Linked DNA regions of Mus musculus: region 2 is linked to region 1. A link is a loop called in an ENCODE intact Hi-C map of the cell type or tissue named here. Cell type or tissue: heart. All regions are shown on one strand. Each heading gives the region's core, and the rest is flanking DNA. Links, peaks and the distances in the headings are about the cores only.

The links. Peaks named below come from ENCODE experiments on the same cell type or tissue, not always from the same donor. Only the 100,000 strongest peaks of a DNase experiment are listed, where the experiment ranks them.
Region 2: a loop joins it to region 1, with 2.9 times the contacts of the local background. A loop is called at or near these places in 5 of 42 quality-filtered maps.

What each region holds. Positions count from the first base shown.
Region 1 is chr10:56,835,973-56,844,314 of GRCm38, reverse strand. No RefSeq gene overlaps it. Among named protein-coding and RNA genes, the nearest start is that of Gm36769, 95 kb to the left of the region's middle. In heart, for the core only: a CTCF peak has its summit at 3,382 (motif pointing right); a DNase peak (open chromatin) is centred at 3,374.
Region 2 is chr10:56,975,887-56,984,228 of GRCm38, reverse strand. It overlaps Gm36827 (a long non-coding RNA gene), which reads left to right and starts at 1,998. Exons shown (of 3, transcript XR_871656.2): 1 at 1,998-2,165. RefSeq lists an enhancer at 2,413-5,121. In heart, for the core only: no CTCF peak of the experiment used is centred there; a DNase peak (open chromatin) is centred at 3,238; H3K27ac peaks cover 1,495 bases.

The sequences.
Region 1 (8,342 bases), core at 267-8,266:
GTATTTATGTGCATAAGAATAATCTAGCAATCGTAGGAGGAAGAAAAACAAATAAAACAAGAAATACGACCGGGAGGAAGATATTAGTTAAATATATATATATGTGTGTGTGTGTGTGTGTGTGTGTGTGTGTGTGTGTGTGTGTGTATGTATATACACAAATATATACGTATATATATATTCATACATACATACATACATACACATACACACACATGTTGTGTGTGTATTTAAATGCTGTGATAATCCTTTTGTATTCTGGCTAAAAGAAGATAACAAAAAAATCCAATACCACTCAGAAAACAAAAACAAAAATGAATACCTAAGCACTCTCTTTCAAACTGTGAAAATTTGAGTCTTAGCATCAATGCTTCAGACCAGGATTCAGTAATGACAGAAGAGACTAATTAGCCTGTCTAATTCCTGGCATGGGAATCAGGACTAATCCTCTTAGTTGTTTCCTTTAGACTAAATTCCTTAGGTTCTTAGATTTTAAAAAATTCCCAGTGGGGTGATATCTTAAAGACTAATGCCATTTTGTTTTATTTCATTTCTCTAAACAGAACTTCAATAGAATATACTATCCCCTTGTGATTGTGGAGTCCTATAATCTGAAAACTCAATTGCCCCCCACCCCCAAGATCTATGTGTTAAATGCTTGGTCTGCAACCTGTAGTGCTTTAGGAAACAAAGAAGTGTTTTGGACATGGGATCTTGTGGAAGGAAGTTGGACCCTTGAGAGGCACTCTTGAAAGCGCTGTGGTCCTTCTTTTGTCTCTTCCACTTAGCTGTCAAGAGGTTAAAAAGTCCCTGTACATCAACTTGACAGGAGCTGGAGTTATCAAGAGAATGGAGTTTACATTGAGGAAATGCCTCCATGAGATCCAACAAGGTATTTTCTCAGTTAGTGATCAAGGGGGGATGGCCTATTGTGGGTGGTAGATTCCCAGCCTGGGGGTCCTAAGTTCTATAAGAAGGCAAACTGAGCAAGCCAGAGGAAGCAAGCAAGCCAATAAATAACATCCCTCCATGGTCTCTCCATCCACTCCTGCCTTTTACCTTTTTGAGTTCTCGTCCTGACTTCCTTTAGTGATTAACAGCAATGTGGAATTGTATACTGAATAAACCCTTTCCTCTCCAACTTGCTTCTTGCTCATGTTTTGTGCAGGAATAGAACCCCTACTAGGACATTCCTCTCTGCAGCATGCTCCCACCGAGATTTGCTACTGTGACATCAAAGGCTTGGTGACTAAGCAACTATGAAGCAGTCTCTGAAATCATAGGCAGAGTGAGTTTTCGGTGTTTTAAGTTGACCACCTTGGGTATTTTGCCACACGTATGGAAGGCAGACTAATGCAAGGGAGTCAGTGATGCTGACGGACACATTTTAATTAAGTTTGCATCCTGACCTGAAGCGAGTCATGTTAGTCCCTGATCTCCACATGTCTTTTACAGATGGGCACTATATTCAAAATACAATTCCAAAAGCTTAATGATTTCGTGATTGTCTCATCAAAACCTAAGCCAAGTGCAACACTACCTCCAAACACAGAACATTTTTCAAACACGATGTGTAAACTCACAGAAGTAGGGAAATAGAGGCTGTTCCAACTTCATACGTTCATCTGACTCTGTGTGTGTGTGTGTGTGTGTGTGTGAGAGAGAGAGAGAGAGAGAGAGAGAGAGAGAGAGAGAGAGAGAGAGAGAGAATGTGTGTGTTTGAGTGTGTGTGTATGTTTTAATTGAATTTCCATCACTGTATGGCCTTTTTTGTAAACTGTCACAGTGTAACTCATTCCACCCTTGAGGCTATCCCAGTAAAGAGGGTGCTTCCTCCTCATGAAAAAAAAAAAATTCCACAAAACTAAAATTTTTCATGGTATACCAAGTTGTACATGAAAACCCAAAGTTATGCTCTTAATTATGTATGATTCTCTATGAGAAAAGAGTCTGCTGTGAGTCCTGCAGAAAAGTCTCCATGTTCTTGTTAAAAAGAAACATGATGTGAGATGAAAAGAAGGAAGCATCTATTGTATTTAAAGGTCAGCATCAAAAGCGGTTGCCTTTTGGATCAGGACACAGTCCAGTTGGTCTGGGAGTCACTTCAAGGCTGAAAGGGAGGGGCAGCTTTGTAGAAGACATCAGGGCAGTGCTGGGCCTGAGGGGCTGTGCTGCTTGGCAGCTCACAAAACTATGCCTTAAGTTGGTACAGAATGAGCAAAGAAAATGCCTGGTATTCAAGAATTGAATCTTAACTGGGAGTCAGGATTGCACTTTTGATTTTCAAGGGTAGTCCTTTACAAATCACACACACACACACACACACACACACAGAGAGAGAGAGAGAGAGAGAGAGAGAGAGAGAAATAGAGAGAATTGTGGTGTGTATGTATGTGTGTATTTATTGTGGGTTGAATGTGGCTGGACCCTTTTCTTTATCATCTGGTTTTAGCTTCTTATATCCTTAGAAGAGGGAAGAAAAATAATGTGAGTGAAAGAAAATATCATTTAGCCATTTAGCAAGCAACCTCAGCCCTCCACACACACAGCTCTTTAAAACGGTTGCGTCAGAGGAAAGCTAACCTTGGAAGCATGAAGGCTGTAGAAAACTCTGAGCCAAAAGAAGCAGCAATAGGTGTGGTACTGATTCCGTTCACTGTTACTCACCAATAACCTGGTTCAGACCCTTCATGCGTGTGTGAGCCTCTACTGTGAGGTATTCCCAGAGGGCTCAGCCCTAAGGGATCAATCATCTAGATTCACCACACTCGGCGGCTGCTGCCGCTCATTTGGCGTGAAATAGCTGGAGCTTTCAAATGTTGTTTGGTTGGGTCGGGTTTGAAATGACTTTGAAACATCCTTGTTGAAAATTATAACAGAAACTCCAAATCATGGGCTTGTCTCTCAGAAGAAGCCAGTATGGATGTAGAGAGATCCTGGGGTGGAAGTATTCAGAAAATTGACTATAACTGAAAGCAGAAGAAAGGGAGTGAATAAATAATGAAATATAAAGTGAGAAAGGAACAAATTTGAATCCTGCTGACGCAATTTCTTTTCAAAAGATCAAAGCAAGAGAGATAGTAAAAGAGATTTTAAGTGTCAGGAAGGCAGGAAGAATGGTTGCTTATATATGCTGTTAGTTCCCCCAGTTTCTGAATGTTCTGGAATGCCTGTCAATTTCTGCATATAGAGGATGCTCTGAGTGCTTCTTCATCTAACAAGACATCAGGGGGAGATCCCCGTAAATATTGCTCTTACGTTCCTTCCCATTGATAGTTTCCTTAGCACTGACAGTACCTGTGTGATTCCTTCTTCAGCTGCTTGTGAAACCTCTCAGAAAACAGTGATTGACAGGAAGGCCCTGTTTATGAAGATGCTGACCTCAAGGGGGCGCTCAAAGGGAGGAGTGCTGTAGAAGGGTCAAGTTAAGAACCTGACTGGGTTCATAGGAATGGGTTGAGCTTTTTCAATTAAGAAGTCGGTTTCAAAAATAAAAACAAGAACACATTGCTTCTGCACAGCAGAATCTTCCGTTCTTTTTAAAATCATGACTTTTGGAAAATGTCACTGAGCTAGTCTCCTACTACTTAGCAAAGTTGTCCTAAAATTTAAAAATGAAAATAAAACACAACCAAAACCAAACAAACAAAAATAAAAAACACCATAGAGTAGGAGGTATGCATTAAAAATAAGGACCGAAGGGCTACACACAGCCACTGACATTCTTAGATAAAGGTATGCTAGCATCTCTGATGTTGACAAGAATTCCAACAACCGAAATACACCAGTTTGCTCCTGCTCCGGCCACCAGCACTTCTTTCAGGTAATACCTGTCCCACCTCACAGGTTTTTGTTCTTTCTGAAGTCCCTTTGCAAATATTGTTTCAACTTGGAGAAATACATTTTGACCAGTTTTCTAAATCTTCCTGGTTGAGAATTACAAGCTCAGTAGTTACCAATTTTTCATCAGAATAATGGTAGCATTAGTGTCTCTGTCTCTCTCTGTTGCTGTCTCTCTGTCTCTCCCTCTCTCCCTGTCTCTCTCCTTCTCTCCCTCTGTCTCTCTGTCTCTGTCTCTGTCTGTCTGTCTGTCTGTCTGTCTGTCTGTCTGTCTGTCTCTGTCTCTTGCTTTGGCTCTCTCAGATTTGCTTTGCTCCAAGTAAGACAACTTAGAGCAGCCCAAGGCTGTGAGCATGTGCCAGACTGCCCTGGCTCTTGCTTGGGGGCTCAGTCATTTCATTTACTGACTCTAACTCCTCCAACTTAAGATAGGGGAATATCTTAGAGGGAACTCACCTAAGTCCTCCTGAATTATGGGCATGCTGTGTTATCCTTTAAAATCAACAGAGAAGACACTGATGAAACCTGAAAGTATGTCCCCAGGACTAAATGTTAGCCAACATTCCTTTTTCTTAAACTTGAAGAGAACAGGAATTGAACTGAAGTGAGAGCCTCTTTTACAAGCCCCTTGACCAGATCCAAGCAGGGGACCTGCCTTCCTGGTTGCAAATGAGCATTTCAAAGCAAGAGGGATTAAAGGACAGCCACAAGGTAGGCACACTGCCATCCCCCTGAGCTTCCCGGGGTGACAAACTTCTGTTAGCCTCAGAGTGCGAACATAGCAGTCCTCACCAAGGGTAACTGAGAAAATGGGCAAGCAAGGAGTCTAGGAAATGTATACCATCTGTTTATTTGGTACATACTCTGCTAGCTCAAGAACTTTCTTGTTTAGGATTTTTTGTTTGTTTTCAGTTTTGTTTTTGGTTTTGTTTTGTTTTGTTTTTCAATTCAGTAAGTATTGATCTAGTGTCCAGCCCTCACAGGGGTATTAGGCAGGTCTCTTGCCTCCAAGACCGAAGAGGAATGTAGACAGATGCCTGGCTTCTACCCAGCTCCACAGCAATGTTTTATTATGAACACATGTACGTGAGAGCGCTGTGACCCTACTGACCAGAAGCTCCACGCTAAGAACAAAAACCTAATAAAAAGGCCGCCCAGGTATGAGGGATTCCAGACACAGTTAGGGTCCCATGGCAGAGAATTTAAATGGATTTGATCAAAAGTCAAAAGAAGCCCTTTCACGTGCTCTTACTGAGGAACTTGGCGTGCAGACTGTACTTAATTGAGAGGCTTTGCTGGCCAAAGTGTGCTGGCCTCGAGCCCAATCACAGGACCCCTTGGAATAATTAGGAAAGCCATTAGTTCTTGTGCCTAATCCCAAACCACCTTGTCTGAATCTCTCCCTGCTTGGTATAGATCACAGGAGAGGTAGTGCCACACCCCCCTTCACAGCTCCAGGCCGTAAGGCAGACTCCTGCAAATGGAGATAGTCCTTTCCTTTTTTAAACACTTTATAGGTTTCATTAACTTTAAACATCAATAAAGCTCCCTCCTTAAAAAAGAAAAAGAAAGAAAGAGAGAGAGAGAGAGAGAGAGAGAGAGAGAGAGAGAGAGAGAGAGGGAGAGAGAGGGGGAGGGAGGGAGGGAGGGAGGGAGGGAGGGAGGGAGGGAGGGAGGGAGGAAGAAAGGAAAGAAGGAACTTAAGCAATTATAACTAATTTAAATGGTATTATTTTTCCTTAAGTTTCTTTACTTCTTTTTTATGATTTATTGTTTGTTTGTGTGTGTGTGTGTGTGTGTGTGTGTGTGTGTGTGTGTGTGTGTGCATATGTGTGTTAGTATGAATGCAGATGTCCATGTATCTGATACCCAGAAGAGGGTATCGGGTCCCCTGGAATTAGAGCTGTTGATGATTGTGAGCCATGGTGTGGCCCCTGGGCATGAAACCCTGGTCCTCTGGAAAAACAGCCAATGCTCTTAACTATTGAGCCATCTTTCCAGCCCCTCCTTACTTCCCCTTAACATCTTGTTACACACTCAATTTGTATTTTACTGTTTCTGGAGAGTCTAACCAAATACAGTAGCTAGCTGTCTTAAGTAAACTCAGACATCATTTAATCCCTTAAAGAGTTACTCTGTATTTTTATTTTTTAAAGAAAACAACCAAAGTGAGAAAAAAACAAATAAGAGAAAAATCTTTGAAAGCATTTGTTTTTCTTTTCCTATAAATGAGTAAATGTGGATAAATGTAGCCCTACCCCCTGTCACAGGCTGGCTCTCGCATTTCTGTATTGCCATATTGGTTGATCTGGGGAAAATATTTTAGGAGATAACGTGAAAGAAACATAGGAATTGGCTTCTTAAGTAAAATGAACTCATGCCTCAGTAGGCAATCAGTTCTAGCAAAATTTTCAGTGCTAAGGATGGCAACACACTTTTTAAAAAGACTCTGGGGGGATTTCCTTTCTTTTCATTGTTTATTATTTTGGTTTCATTTTTGACTGTATTTTTGTTAGCTGTTTCAAATGTCTTCATGAGTCTCCACTTTGCTGGGTAGCACAAAATAAGAGCCTCATCAATTAATAAGATCTTCCTGTCTCTGGCTTTCAGCATTTTTCCTGTTTAAACAAAGTTCCGCCACCATGAACTTTAGACCTCTCTAAGACTTGCATGGAAAAGTTCCCAAACATTTAAATGAGAGATAATTGCTTAAGTTTAGTCTGTCTGTCTTTCTTTCTTTCTTTCTTTCTTTCCTTCTTTCTTTCTTTCTTTCTTTCTTTCTTTCTTTCTCTCTCTCTCTCTCTCTCTCTCTCTCTCTCTCTCTCTCTCTCTCCCTCTCTCTCTCTCCCTCTCTCCCTCTCTCTCTCTCTCTCTCCCTCTCTCTCTCTCCCTCTCTCTCTCTCTCCCTCTCTCTCCTCTCTCTGTCAGAACAGTCGGAAGCAGGTGATAAAATGTATTTATAACCATTGAGTACAGTTTGGATTTGGGACATTCAGAACCCATCGTGGGGAACCTCAGCTGGCAGGTAGGGACTGTTGGCCCACTGTAGCTGCTGTTGCTGCTGTAGAAGGAGGTCTTGACCTTTCCACCCACGAAGCTCCAGCTAGGACAAAGAGAGTGGACGGACAGAGCAAAGATTCTGAGAAGCCTGGTGAAGACATGGGTTTTGGTGTTTCTGAATAACTCTTTTTTGTAACATATTGGGTGAAAAGCTGAACTCATTAAAACACACCGAAATGAAACACCTTTCCCATAGACTTCCATTACACCCACACACTTGAGCCTGTCACTGGACCAACTAGTTCCCACATTCTTTGCCCCACCTTGCTGCACCTGTAGAAGGACACCTTAAGTCACACATGGGTCACAAAGAGCTATCCATCATCGGAGAAACTGAAGACGAGTTTGTGATCAAATTTATAATGCCTGCATGAATTGATTTTTCTGCTGATTGTAGCAAAAGTGAACTATTCTTATCCTAGTTCTAAATTTGAACACATGTTCAAATGTGTTTAGAAAAAAAAGACTTCAAAATGGTGAGGAGAATTTAGCCTCTTTATTTAAATGCATACCAAGGAAACACATTAAATGTCCACTGAACACTTAAAGAAATTAAAAAGCCAAACAATACCATAATTATTTTATTTTTGAGATAACTGAGTAGCATGGCCCAAAATAATATAAAAATGACTATTTAGAAGAGTACCATTACTTACCTTATGTGATTTCAGCAGATGCCTACGGACATAGTTGATACTAAGCCATTTTTCAATATGTAAAAGGACTTTCTTTCTAGCATATTCTTTTGCATGCATTTATTTTTCTTTCTCTAGTTGTAAGAGTTCATAAACTTACTTTTTAAAGGGTTGAAGTAGTCTAAAGAATATACACAAATAAATCTGTGATGGTGCTACTTCAAGTAGAGAATCTTATTGTGAAGTGTGTCTTGACTTTCTCCAAGGACACCCTTGCCCCCAGAGGTGTGTTCTCTATGAACAAAATACAGGCTCTGTGCATCTTGTGTCGGTTCTGATACACCCTCACTCCTGCTTCCTCAGAAGAGCCAGAGGACGGACAAGAACAGTGTTCCACACCAGTTTAGCGTTCTTATCTAATAAAGGTGCTGGCCTTCCGTGTTTCATCTCTGAGCTTGTGCCATGTTTTCTAGAGGACAGGAGAGGACATTGTCATCTTGCTTGGCTAATGCTCACTGTCACCCTATTTTAGACTGTCCTATTTTAGAGCTCCTGACTCAGTCACAGTTCAAGGTGACAAAATGGAAACTGTTGCTGTATTACTATTATTATTATCATTATTATCATCATTATTATTATTATTTAAAACAAATATAAAGTGCTTGTAAAAATGTAAAGAAATTACAAGAGCCACTAAAATGCTGTGCTTTTCTACCAAGGTCATAAAAAGCAAGACAGGAAAAAAAAAAAGCAGCAAACACCCCTCTCCCCCAACTTTTGGCAGAGCCAAAATGTACAAATTATTTC
Region 2 (8,342 bases), core at 131-8,130, 140 kb before region 1:
CATGACAACAACCATCTAGTATTAGGTATCAAACCCTTGGCTCCAGGGCACTGGACTTCTCTCTGTTCTTATCCCTCTGTGCCCAAAATTCCATTTTCTATCAGAGTTCCTTGTACACAATTAGTGATTAGGGTTCATCCCAGTCACTTCAGTGTAACTTGTTCACCTCTTCAGTGATACCTGTGATGGCTATTCTTGGTTACCAACTTGACTATTACCTAAAATTAACTACAGTTTAGAAGTGAAGAGCACACAAGTGAGAGATTTTATGCTTGCTTTGAAGTGGATACATCTACTAGTTCAGACCCTTGAGGTAGGAAGATATACACATTTGATCCAGATCTTGAGGTGGGAAGACATACCTTTAGTATGGGTCACGCCTTCTGTTGGAAGTCTATATAAAAACATAAAAGAAGGAAGCTTTTGCTCTTTGCCATCTTGGTCTCAATTTGCAAGCACATCTGTTACTTTACTGGCATTATAGCCTATTTCTTCAGGATTCTAGCATATGCAAAAGACAAGCTGAGACATAAAGCCTTGCAGGACCAATCAACTACTAGACTCTTAGGCTTTCTATTCACAAATAGCCATTAGCTGAATTAGAAGGTTAAAGCCTGTAATTATTCTAATAAATCCTACATGTTATTATATATCATAAATATTATATATATAATAAATGTTATATATATATGGAGAGAGGACAGAATTCATTCCATGAATTCTGTGATTCTAGAAATCTCTGATTAATACAATGTGTTCTCTACATACAGTCATATTCTGAGGTACTTCTGATTAGAAAATCAACATATGAATTTAGGAAACACCATTATGCCCCTAAAAGACTCTTGTTGACTTCAAAATGAAAAGGGGATGAATCAAACCATGTATCTGATAAAACAGTACAAGGCAATAAAGATGATTTGAAAAGCATTCAAAATACACAGAAACTTGCCTGGCTACTTATCAAGCAATTGGAACTAATCTATATACCCCTCCACCCCAACTTAAACTCAATAACAATTTATTGTTTCCCAGTCTGTGATATTTCTCAGTTGATAATACAAAAAGCTTTTAGAAAATATCTAGAGCTGTGCTCATCACTGCTATCTAAATTCTTACTCTTATTGTTCTGGAATCCTTGCGATTACCATATCTGTTCATAACAAGACAGTAGATACTTGCATCTTTCTGTCCATACTTGGGTTCCGCACAGACCTCGCTCCAGTGTCTAGGTAACAGGATACACTGCACACTGCTTGACACCAAGAATGTGCTAAACCAATATGAAATAGTCCAGGACAATACAAACAAGATGAGGGTTTGGCACTTTAAATGTGTAAATGAAATGGATTTTCTTTGGAAACAAGTAAAAGAAGAGTCATGTAGTGAGGTATTTTAGAGGCTTGTGAGAAAAACACGAAGAAGTTCATTTTAGAGCATCGTGGAAATGAGCTTTGTAAAATGCTTTGAAGATGTAGAGTGATGTGTGTACACTGAAAAAAAAAACTTGGCAGAGAGGAAAAGACACGGAGTACACAAAACCAGATGGAGTGTGAAAAAACATGAAAAGAAGGGGGGGGGGGGACACAGGGCCCTCTGCCAGCCAGAATGCAGTTTTTCACAAACAACGGATATGTTCCTGTTCGTTATTTAAAATGACCAAAGTTTCAACCTTAATACAAGAAACCAAAACAACAACAACAAACAAACAAACAAACAAACAAAAAACAGACTTGTGTCCAATTTATAAGTGTGTTTTTATTTAGAAGGAAGCTACTTAAAATAATAATAGTTTTATCATTCTCCTTGTCTCTGGAAAGCAGCACAACAGGGTTGTGTTTGTAAATGTGGATAGCCCTGAAAGTCCCTGTAGAATTTATAATTTTGTGAGGCCAGAAGCCCATGGAAGTAGATTCTTTGTGTGATATTACTCTTGATGTCAGTGTGTTCCATTTCTGTTCTGTCTCGTGAAACTATTGCAGAATGCCTATATTTATCTGCACAAGTTAGTGGTTACTTGGGCATGGTTGCTCTCTCATTTCAGAGTCTCCTTTTGAAGTGGTTCAAAGGTAGAGAGCACTTTAGGAGAATGGTGTGTTTTAAAACCTGGCTGGCATTTACAATGTTCTGCTCTGTTCTTCTCTGCATTAGCTATAAGATAGTGGGTGAGTAACATATTTCTTTCCTCCACTAATATCTCAAAATATAAAAAAAGATATTAACCAGTTTGCAACCTAATGTTGTAATGGGGATCAGAATGGAAAGTATACGAGTCACTTACCTTATTATTTATGTAATAAAACCTACAATTGACTTTCCTGAGACTTGTAGCATTCCTTAGACAGGGGATACCTGCCTTCTGAAACACTGCTCAGAGAAACTGGAGCAAATATGCTATTTTTGAGATTTAGTCGCCTATGGGAAGAAAATCAAAATTTTAAATTAGGAAACACTCAGTGGATTCTGTAAGTTTCTTCATGGATATGCAGATGATGAAACTGAAGGGGAGAGAGTGATTTTCTTAAAATTGGTATTCTGAAATTTAATGCAGTACTTATGAAGTCTTTTATACACTGCCATTGGAATGAGTCACTGGACTGTATTCACCTAAAGTTCAGGTCTGGTCAACATTTTAGACCCAAAGGTCAACAAACTATGTAGATTTGACCCAGATAACAGATGCAGTCTGGTACCCATTTGTGTCATTTTTATGTGGCCAAACCTAACTTTGTGGTTTCATCATGACAGGCTTTAGTTTGCAGTAGAGATCTTGTGGCTCAGGAGCCTGAAGAGTTTACTACTCAGCTCTGTGAATCTTCTTTAAGATGATCTTTGAGAATACCTTTCCATGTCGTCCTTAAAGCAAGCTATTGTCATCCATTGCTAGCATTCAGATTCTCAAGACAAGTATGTCATGAGAAATGAACCTGCAAAGACTACCTGCTTTCTTACCACACTCATTTCTCCTCACCACTTGTGCCTGCTGAAGGTGAGGTAATGTGAGTTAGCACATTTGGCTTGTTTTTCTGAGAGCAGCTCGCCTAGTCCACTTCTAGTTCCTGAGTGGTGAATTAATCTGAGTTCCCATGGTAAATAACCTTTGTGTTGTGATCCTCTTAACAAGGCAGGGGAGTCTGTGGAATGCAGGGCATGGTGTGAGTGTGCTTCTGGGTTCTTACTGAGGTGTGTCTCTACCGAGCAACCATGTGACCCAGGCTGAAGATAGTGTGGAAGTGATATTAACTTGGAACTGTATTTTGGCTGTCATCAAGGATCCTGTCACCACTTTGTCACCTGACTCCTACATTTTGTCAGCTGCAGCTGGGTGTCTGAGATCCCTTCCATCGATGTGGAATGTGCACAGGGTTTGCATGAGGCCAGCCTCTGAGGCTCCCACATAGGTTATGTTCCTGGTAGGACGGTTATTTGTATCCCTGGTATTTTAAGACTGATGTAAGCCTATGAGGGGGATTCCAGTATCAATAGAGGAAGCATCTACTCTAGATATTTCATTATAAAGTTGATGTTACAACAATAACTACGCCCATAACACATCTTTGTTTATTTTTTTTCTCTCTCTTACTGAAAAAGAAGGTGATACCAGGGCCCAGTTTTCACTTCCCTGGCACATTTATACTTCAAAGAGTGACAGAATGTGTGAGAGAACTTGGCAAAATTCAGAAGCAAGGAGCACCCACATTCCCAAGTGGTTCTCCTTCATTTCCTTCAAACAGCTTCTCTCCATGTGTGCACAAGTTTGCACTTGAACTTTAGATCAGGATTAGAGCTGAAATAGTTCAGTTCTTTAGCAGCCTTCATGACTCTTTTGTGCCCATGGCAATTGTCCTGGGTGTGGGAGAAACAACATTTAGGCTCATTGAAGAAGTGTTTGCATTTGCTTTAATGCCATAGCTTTCAAAACTGAGAAACATTTTCTTTTGTATCAAGACTATTAGTGGTATCAGGAAATGTAACAGAGCAAAGGCATATGAAGAAAGAGGCCAAGAAGATGGCTCATTAGGTAAAGGCACTTGCTGGTGCCTTGGCTTTCATCCCTGGTCCCCACAAGGTATAAGGAAAGAACCTACCTCCTTGTCTTTTGACCTCCACATGCTTACTGTGACACACATGTGCCATCGTACCCACAAATGAAATGAATAAATAAAAGTGGAGAAAGGAAATATAAAGAAAGGCATGGAGAAAAAAATTCAGAGTTCTGAGTAAGGATCAGTAAAGATAGAATTTAAAAACTGAGCATAGTTGTATCTTATGGGTTTCGTTTTCTGTATATAAGAACATACCAGTAAGCATGTGAGCCTTAACAATAGTCTTCAGGGCTTCTTGCTTAGCTCGCTTTAACTACATGAAAGCTAAGACCCCACTGGGAGAAGGAAAACATTCCCTGAGCTGGCAGGTGGTCCTCTTGTAAGCACTTTCCAATTGAAAACAGATGTTCCTGGGTGTGAGGAGGTTCCTGGTAAGTTACTGGGTAGCTTAAGCTAGGAAATAATCAAGTTATATAGGCAAATGGAAGGTAAACATGCTTCAAGGAGAGGCTTTAGGTTTCAGGAACACATTCTGTACCCTATACGTTTTTACCTCCAGCTCTAAGGTCTTCTTCAACCCTGACACTTCTAGCCCTGAGGCACACTTCAACACTGGCAGTCTTTTTATCATCTACGCTAACTTAAGACTCTTTATTTCTTGTCTCCTATGTGAGTATTTTCTGTCAAGTAGGACAAGGCTGCTAATAACATACAATTGATCTTGGGCTTTAAAATCATTTATTGAGTTAATTAAAGAATGGAAACTTACCAAAGCAAATGGCTTTTTTCAATTAAAAATCAAAAGATGATCTTGCTCCCCCATCCAAAGAGAAGACAAAAATATTCTCTTGGCAATGATATCTATAAAATGACATCTTTGGACCAGAAAGTGTAATATATAAATGATCACTGGAAATGAATTCTGTTAGGAAAGTGCAAGAAAATAATTACACAAAAAAATAACCAAATACAAAAAAGTAGATTTTACTGGTACATCTTTTCCTGAATTCACAGGTCTATTAAGTACCTTTCCCCATCTGAACAAAATCTTAATGAAACCCTATGGTGGCTGCTACTCTATCAATGTTCTATGACCTTGCCTAGGAAGAACAGTGAATTTGCTTTGTGCAAAGTAAAATTTAATTGAATTTTTAAAGTACAAAAGCCATAAAGACATGTCGTCCAATATCTCAAGTCTTAACAAGTAATGGAAGACTGGAGCAAGTCAGTAAATAATTGTCTATTAAAAGGAAGAAAGTATTACTCCAAGGCCCAAACTCTTTTAAGAACAAAACTATACGTCACGAATACTAATGAAAAGAAAGGTCAGCTTAATCTTTGTTGAAGCTACTGGTCACTGAATTCAAATTTGCTGCAGAGATTCCTAATTGCTTCCCAACTCACAGCAGTGCATGGTAGAATATATTTAGTTTGAAATAGCAAAGAGTTCTGTTGTCTTCTTGTATATTTGTTTGCATAGCTCAGTGAAAGCTGGCATCACATTTGTATTTTCCCAACAACAGGTTTTTGAGTACTTCCTCCTGAAAATGAATATAACCATATCAAAAAGACTGCCATACTTCTTAGCTTGGAAAATCCTAACAACAAAGAAAATTCCATCTCTCTCTCTCTCTCTCTCTCTCTCTCTCTCTCTCTCTCTCTCTGTGTGTGTGTGTGTGTGTGTGTGTGTGTGTGTGTGAGTGTGAGTGTGTGTATGGTGTGTGTGTGTGTGTGTTTGTGTGCATGTGCCTCTCTGTCTCTCTATCTCCCTGTCTCTAACAGAAATACCTTTTGCCATCCATATATTCCATGGTGTATTCGATGAGGCTTTGCATAAAGCAGCTTACACATGTGTAGTGTTAGATATTCACAGTTAGCATTCCAAGCATCTGCTTAAATGCCCCCCCCCCACCAAGAGAGAACAAAAACATTATGGGACTATTAGACAGTTATTACAAACTTCTTAGAAACTGGGAATCAAGCTAATCCCAATCAGAAAACAAATCATAATTATACTTTGTTCTTGTATCGTGTGTTTCAGACATGACTTCATTATTTATCAGAGCATTCTTCTGAGCATAGGTAGCAAGGGTTTTCTTCAGTTTATAGAAGCATAAACTCAGACATAAAAATACTAATTGGTTTCTGCTGGACAGAGAAAATTCAGGCTAAAACAAAGGAAAAGAAGCATTCCGCATAGGACTTCAGAGCCTGTGCTTTCTTTGTATCGTGGAAAACACAGTATCGTTGACCCTTGTAATACATTGTTACCATAACACCAGCATTAATCATCTTATGATGCCAATTTAGATTTCTAAATTGGCAAAATCCAAAAGCTTGGATTTTCTCTGTTTGTTGCTGTATGCTCATAATAAACTATACTCTTAAAATATGTTCATTGATTTTGTAATGCATGTTGTTAATATGATTGCAAAGCAAAAATGAGAATTAGTGTGGATGATTTAACTCAAAAGATCAAGACTAATAGAGCTAAGAATTGTCATTGCAGAAGTTTGCATAAACTTCAGGAGTGCATAGTTTCAAAGAAAATGGTGGCCATACTTATACTTCACCAATAAAATTATATATGGTTGTATTGATAAACTTCAGGAGCCATAATTATACTACACCAATAAAAATATAGGAGATTGCTATGAGGGCCCTCCTATCTAAATGTATCTTCTTCTTTTTTTTTTAATTAGGTATTTTCCTCATTTACATTTCCAATGCTATCCCAAAGGTCCCCCATACCCACCCCCCCAATCCCCTACCCACCCACTCCCCCTTTTTGGCCCTGGTGTTCCCCTGTACTGGGGCATATAAAGTTTGCATGTCCAATGGGCCTCTCTTTCCAGTGATGGCCGACTAGGCCATCTTTTGATACATATGCAGCGAAAGACAAGAGCTCCCGGGTACTGGTTAGTTCATATTGTTGTTCCACCTATAGGGTTGCAGTTCCCTATAGCTCCTTGGGTAATTTCTCTAGCTCCTCCATTAGGGGCCGTGTGACCCATCCAATAGCTGACTGTGATCATCCACTTCTGTGTTTGCTAGGCAAAGTCTCACAAGAGAGAGCTATAACTGGGTCCTTTCAGCGAAATCTTGCTAGTGTATGCAATGGTGTCAGCATTTGGAAGCTGATTATGGGATGGATCCCTGCATATGGCAGTCACTAGATGGTCCATCCTTTCGTCACAGCTCCAAATTTTGTCTCTGTAACTCCTTCTATGGGTGTTTTGTTCCCATTTCTAAGAAAGGGTAAAGTGTCCACACTTGGTCTTCGTTCTTCTTGAATTTCATGCGTTTGGCAAGTTGTATCTTATATCTTGGGTATCCTAAGTTTCTGGGCTATTATCCACTTATCAGTGAGTACATATTGTGCGAGTTCCTTTGTGATTGGGTTACTTCACTCAGGATGATACCCTCCAGTCAGAATGGCTAAGATCAAAAACTCAGGTGACAGCAGATGTTGGCGAGGATGTGGAGAAAGGGGAACACTCCTCCATTGTTGGTGGGATTGCAAGCTTGTACAACCACTCTGGAAATCAGTCTGGCGGTTCCTCAGAAAATTGGACATAGTACTACCGGAGGATCCCGAAATACCTCTCTTGGGCATATATCCAGAAGATGTCCCAACCGGTAAGAAGAACACATGCTCCACTATGTTCATAGCAGCCTTGTTTATAATAGCCAGAAGCTGGAAAGAACCCAGATGCCCCTCAATAGAGGAATGGATACAGAAAATGTGGTACATTTACACAATGGAATACTACTCAGCTATTAAAAAAATGAATTTATGAAATTCCTAGGTAAATGTATCTTCTTACTCTCTTCCACAGTCTCTCCTCAATCCTCTGCCAAGTGACTACTTGTTGTCTGGAAACTTCTGAGGACACTGGGGAATCTGGTGGTAACATGGGCAAGGTCCTCAATCTCAAGGAGTTTGTAAACTGTGGTAACAAAGATTAATCCCCAGACTAACCAAACAGGTGGGAGGAGGAGGAGGAGGAGGAGGAGGAGGAGGAGGAGGAGGAGGAGGAGGAGGAGGTAGTGGTTCTATCCTGGAGACAATCTGAAATGTAAGCTCCCCTTTTAAGTAGACTATGTTGGGATGGGATGTGGATCCCAGTGCAGACAAACTGAACTAAAACAAAATTTCAGTTATGAATTAAGGAGCATTTCTTCTTAAGTCCTTCTTGTGAGAGTCTGGTTTCTGTTATTGCCTTCTTAATTATGAAATTACTTACAATTCAAGCAAAAAAAAAAACCCACTGCTTATTGAAATATGCCTGCAAA